Linked DNA regions of Mus musculus: region 2 is linked to region 1. Evidence: chromatin loops called from intact Hi-C (ENCODE). Cell type or tissue: gastrocnemius. All regions are shown on one strand.

The links. Peaks named below come from ENCODE experiments on the same cell type or tissue, not always from the same donor. Only the 100,000 strongest peaks of a DNase experiment are listed, where the experiment ranks them.
Region 2: it touches region 1 in a loop (2.2-fold over the local background); 6 of 42 quality-filtered maps call a loop at or near these places.

The regions. Positions count from the first base shown.
Region 1 is chr7:27,575,576-27,578,075 of GRCm38, reverse strand. All of the region lies in intron 8 of 2310022A10Rik (RIKEN cDNA 2310022A10 gene), which reads right to left. Among named protein-coding and RNA genes, the nearest start is that of Akt2, 15 kb to the left of the region's middle. In gastrocnemius, a CTCF peak has its summit at 973; a DNase peak (open chromatin) is centred at 961; H3K27ac peaks cover 963 bases.
Region 2 is chr7:27,643,437-27,645,936 of GRCm38, reverse strand. No RefSeq gene overlaps it. Among named protein-coding and RNA genes, the nearest start is that of Ttc9b, 9.2 kb to the left of the region's middle. In gastrocnemius, a CTCF peak has its summit at 1,217 (motif pointing right); no DNase peak of the experiment used is centred here.

The DNA of each region.
Region 1 (2,500 bases):
CATCATGTGGTCGCCGAGCCATCTCTCCAGACCCATTTTTTTTTTTAAATGATTCTTAGTGATTGATGGAGCAGGGACCACAAACACCAGACTGGGGGTCCTGGGTTCTATAAGAGGACAAGCTGAGAAAGCCATAGGGAGCAAGCCAGTAAGCAGAACTCCTCCATGGCCTCTGCATCAGCTGCTGCCTCTAGGTTCCTGCCCTGTTTCAGTTCCTGTCCTGAAGTTCCTCCAGTGATGACAGGGATGTGGAAGTATAAACCAAACAAACCCTTTCCTCTCCGACCTGCTTTTGATTATGGTGTTTCATCATAGCAGCTGTAACCCTAACTAAAACAATGGGTCTCCCATAGCCTCCGCTAACTGTGAACTCACTATGTAACCGAGGCTAGATCTCGGCTGGGTGCTATCACAGCCAGCTTTTCAATAGATAGTTCTGAACCTGCACTTGCTCCTTTCACGCTTGCGACTCTGGGCATCTGGCAGGATGCAATGCACCGGGATGAGCCCTCTACTAAATAAAGCACACACTTCAGCCAGGTGGAAGTGGTGCACACTGTTGACCCTAGGCCTTGGGGGTCTGATCTACAGAGAGTCTAAGGGCTATAGCCAGGACTACACTGGGAAACCATGCCTCAACCAAAGGAAAAAGCCCTACATCACCAATGTAGTGTTCACTGAAAGATAAGCCCAAAATACTATGGAAACAATCACTAAAGAAGAATAAACTACCAGCCCAGGGGTGGTGGCACATGCCTTTTATCTCAGCACTTTGGAGGCAGAGGCAGGCAGATCTCTGTAAGTCAGTGGCCAGCCTGGTCTACAGCGTGAGTTCCAGGACAGCCTGCACTAGTGACCTTACTGACCCAGGCACAGCATGCTCTGGTTGTAGGACATAGAGAAAATCAAGCTGGAACTGGCTAGGGCAAACTTCCTCCCTGGTGGCTAGTTTCACAGTGTTGAAAGGCCCCCTGCAGGCCGCGGGGAGAAGTCATCAGTGTACCAGCTACCAGCAGTGAACCCGCAACACTAGAACAGCAACCTGCCAGGCCCGATGTGCTCACAGCTGTAACAGCAGCATGAAGGTTACACACTTAGCCAACAGCTCTCTGCTTAGAGTTGAGGCTGCGCCACAGGAGGAATACATGCCTGCTATGGAAATCCTGGTCAAATGTCTGCACCTTGGGAAGTCATAGGCCCTAACAGAAAATTTAATACTGCCATTTTGCTAAATAGGCATGGTATCAAACTATCTTCTAAATAATCATGTGTAGGGAGATGAGGGCTTTAAAGAGCACTTACTGTTCTTGCAGGTTCAGTCCCTAGCAACCAAATGCAGCTCACAGTCACTTGTGACTGCAGTTCCAGAGGATCTGTCACCCTTTTCTGACCACTGCAGGCTCTTACATGAATGGGGTACACATAAACTCATATGTATACATATAAATGTATATGAGATTTTATACACACACACACACACACACACACAGACACACACAGACAGACACACACACACACACACACACACACATATATTTATATCCATAGACTAGTGCTACTCTCAACTGGTCAGAGAAGTTTCTTCCACAGTGGGCAGCAGTCACCGAAAGACTCAACTGTGCTGACAGTCAGTGTGTTTTGAGTGCTCAGCCTTAAATCTATGTCAACCCTCCAAGGTTCGGAGGACACTGCAGAGGAGCAGCAGAAAGGACATAGGGGCTGAAGAAGTGCTGTGAAATGTTGCACTCAAGGTTACCCACACAGGACCTGCAGATCAAGCCAACAAGATCAGTCAGGATTCTGCCTGGCAGCTCCAACAGTGAGAGGGAAAAAAAAGACAGGACATGAATGAGATAGGGATATGTTGGTGTTATCTGGTAAGAATAAGGGGTTAGTTTAGGGAAGATCCAATGAAAATATAATGTATACAGTATGAAATCATCAAAGGATAGGGGCTAGAAAGATGGCTCAGCAGGTAAGAGTACTTAATGCTCTGGTACAGGACCCACGTTCGATGATTCCCAGCATACACGTTTGCTTACAACTTTACACAACTCCAGTTCCAGGTTCCCAACATCCTCCCCTAGCTTTCGAGACTGCTGCACGTTACACACATGAACTCACATATGTATACCTATAAAAAGTCACTTTTGGGGGGAGGGCATGGGGGACTTTTGGGTTAGCATTGGAAATGTAATTGAGGAAGATACGTAATAAAAAAAAAAAAAGAAAAAAAAGTAACTTTTAAAGGATGTATTAAAAAATAAAAGACTAAAAATGAAAGAAAAAGACATGACTGGAGGAAATCTTATAGTGATACCTAAAAGATAATGCTCATTGTGCCAAAAAAAAAAAAAAGGGACTGAGGCTATAGGTGGGTGGTCAACTATAGGTGGGTGGTCGAGTACCACCCTAGTATGCTCAAGGTCATACTGCCAGCACCTCAAAACAACTGGCCAGGCGATGGTGCCTTTAATCCTAATACTCAGGTGACAAAGGC
Region 2 (2,500 bases), 68 kb before region 1:
CCTGATCCAGACACTCTCTTAGGGGAGGGGGGTGCTGGGGGTGGAGTCCACGGCACTTCACACTGTGAGCAGACTATTGCTGAGCCACACTCCAGACAAGATAGTCTGCAGAATAACTGAGCATTCATGCAGACTAGTAACCGGGTCTATACCAAGCCCTAAGCGGTACTCTGCGTTGTCTGTGTTGGGCTATCATCACACCTAGGTCCCCCAGCATGATGGCAAAGTACCTTACAGTACAGCCCCAGATCAAAACTTTGTAAAAGATTTTTTCATTGTTTATTTTTAGATTTTATTTTTATTTATTTATTTTTTGTTTTTTTTTTTTTTTTTTTTGAGACAGGGTTTCTCTGTGTAGCCCGGGCTGCCCTGGCACTCACTCTGTAGACCAGGCTGGCCTCGAACTCAAAAATCTGCCTGCCTCTGCCTGCCTCTGCCTCCCAAGTGCTGGGATTAAAGGCATGAGCCACCACGCCCGGCTTTATTTTTAGATTTTAAAAGGCAGGGTTTCCCTGTGTAACCCTGGCTGTCATGGAACTCACTCTATAAACCAGGCTGGCGTTGAACTCAGACATCCACCTGCCTCTGTCTTTTGGGTTCTGGGATTAAAGGTGTGTGCTTATACTGCCTGTTGTTTTTTTTTTTTTTTTTTTTTTTGTAGACCAGGCTGGCCTCGAACTCAGAAATCTGCCTGCCTCTGCCTCCTGAGTGCTGGGATTAAAGGCATGCGCCACCACGCCTGACTCACTGCCTGGTCTTAAATGACTTTTTTTTATGAGCATGGATGCATGCAGGTATGTATTGTGTAGCATGTGTGTTCCTGGTGTCTGTGGAAGTCAGAGGTAGGGAAGCTGGAGAGATGGCTCAGTGGTTAAGAACACTAACTGCTATTCCAAAGGTCCTGAGTTCAATTCCCAGCAACCACATGGTGGCTCACAACCATCTGTAACGAGATCTGGTGCCCTCTTCTGGAATGTCTGAAGACAGCTACAGTATACTTATATATAATAAATAAATCTTTAAAAAAAAAAAAAAGGAAGTCAGAGGTAGGCATTCAAGCTCCTGCAACTGGAATTATAGACGGTTTTGAGCTACCTGCTACTTAGGAAAAGCAGTCAGTGAACTTGACCCCCCCCCCCAATATTTTGTAAGATTTATATGTGTGTCAGCATGTGTTTGTGTAAATGTGCCTTCCTGTGTTTATGTGACTCATATGAGAAGTACCAGCAGAGGACAGAAGAGGGCATCAGATTCCCTCTAGAGGGAGCTGATGTGAGCTACCCAGTGTGGGTACTGGAAACTAAACCTGGGTCCTTAGCAAGCACAGTAAACACTCTTAACTGCCAAGCCATCTCTCCACCCCTGGGATATTTTTAAAAGGCAGGAACATTGCACTTGACTAAAATTTGATAAAGGTTTGTGGAAAGGGAACAGTGTGTCAACAGTAACTTTCTTTCCTACCTTGGTGGTAAGTCCTTGAGTAAAAGGACATTCTTGTCTATAGACAAATACTGAAACATGGAAGAGCTGGAGAAAAACTGAATGTGGCCAAGTGTGGAAGAACAAAGAACAGGGTGTTTTGTATCCTTCTGCAACCTTGGAGATTGAAACCAGAGCCCTGTCCACTCTGAACAAGTCTTCTACCAGGGGACTACATCCCAGCATATATGCAGTTTTTACTTCAGGAGTTACAGAAAGCTATATGATATCCAATCCCCCATCTTCCCCATTATTAACATATTGCAACAAGCATAGATCTGTTAGTAGCTAAACTGCTTCACTCACCTTCCTCCCATGTGATGTCTATATTCTTGCTTGTCAACCTGACCACATCTAGAATTAAGTGAAACTCTAGTGGCTGGGTACACCTGTGAGTTATCTCCTCCTCCTCTTCTCTCCTCCTCCCTTCTTTCTCCTCCTCCCTTCTTTCTCCTCCTCCTCCTCCTCCTCCTCCTCCTCCTCCTCCTCCTCTGGATTTCTAATACAGGGTCTCTGTGTTGTTCTGGCTGTCCTGAAACTTGCTCTGTAAACAAGCCTGGCCAGATATCTGCCTGCCTGTGTGTTGGCATTAAAGGTGTGTGTACCACTGACACCAAATTTAATCTGGATCTTTCAAGGTGGGAAGCTCCACCTTTAATCTAGGCCATACCTCCTGCTAGCAGCCTATATAAATGACATGCAAGAAGGAAGCGTTTATTTTTTTTGCCAGATTGCTCTCGCTTTGGCTAGCAAGTCCATTCCTTTACTGACATTAGAGCCAACTTCTTTAGGATTCCAGACCAGCTGAGACATCCACTCCTGTGGACTGAATAACTACTGGATTCTTGGCCCTTCTGTTGGTAGACATTGTTGAACTAGCTGGACCACAGCCTGTAAGCCATCCTAATAAATTTCTCTCTCTCTCTCCCTCCCCCCCCCCATACACGTGTGCACATGCACACACGTGAGCACACACACCGTTAGTTCTATTCGTCTAGAGACCCCTAATACACCGAGCATC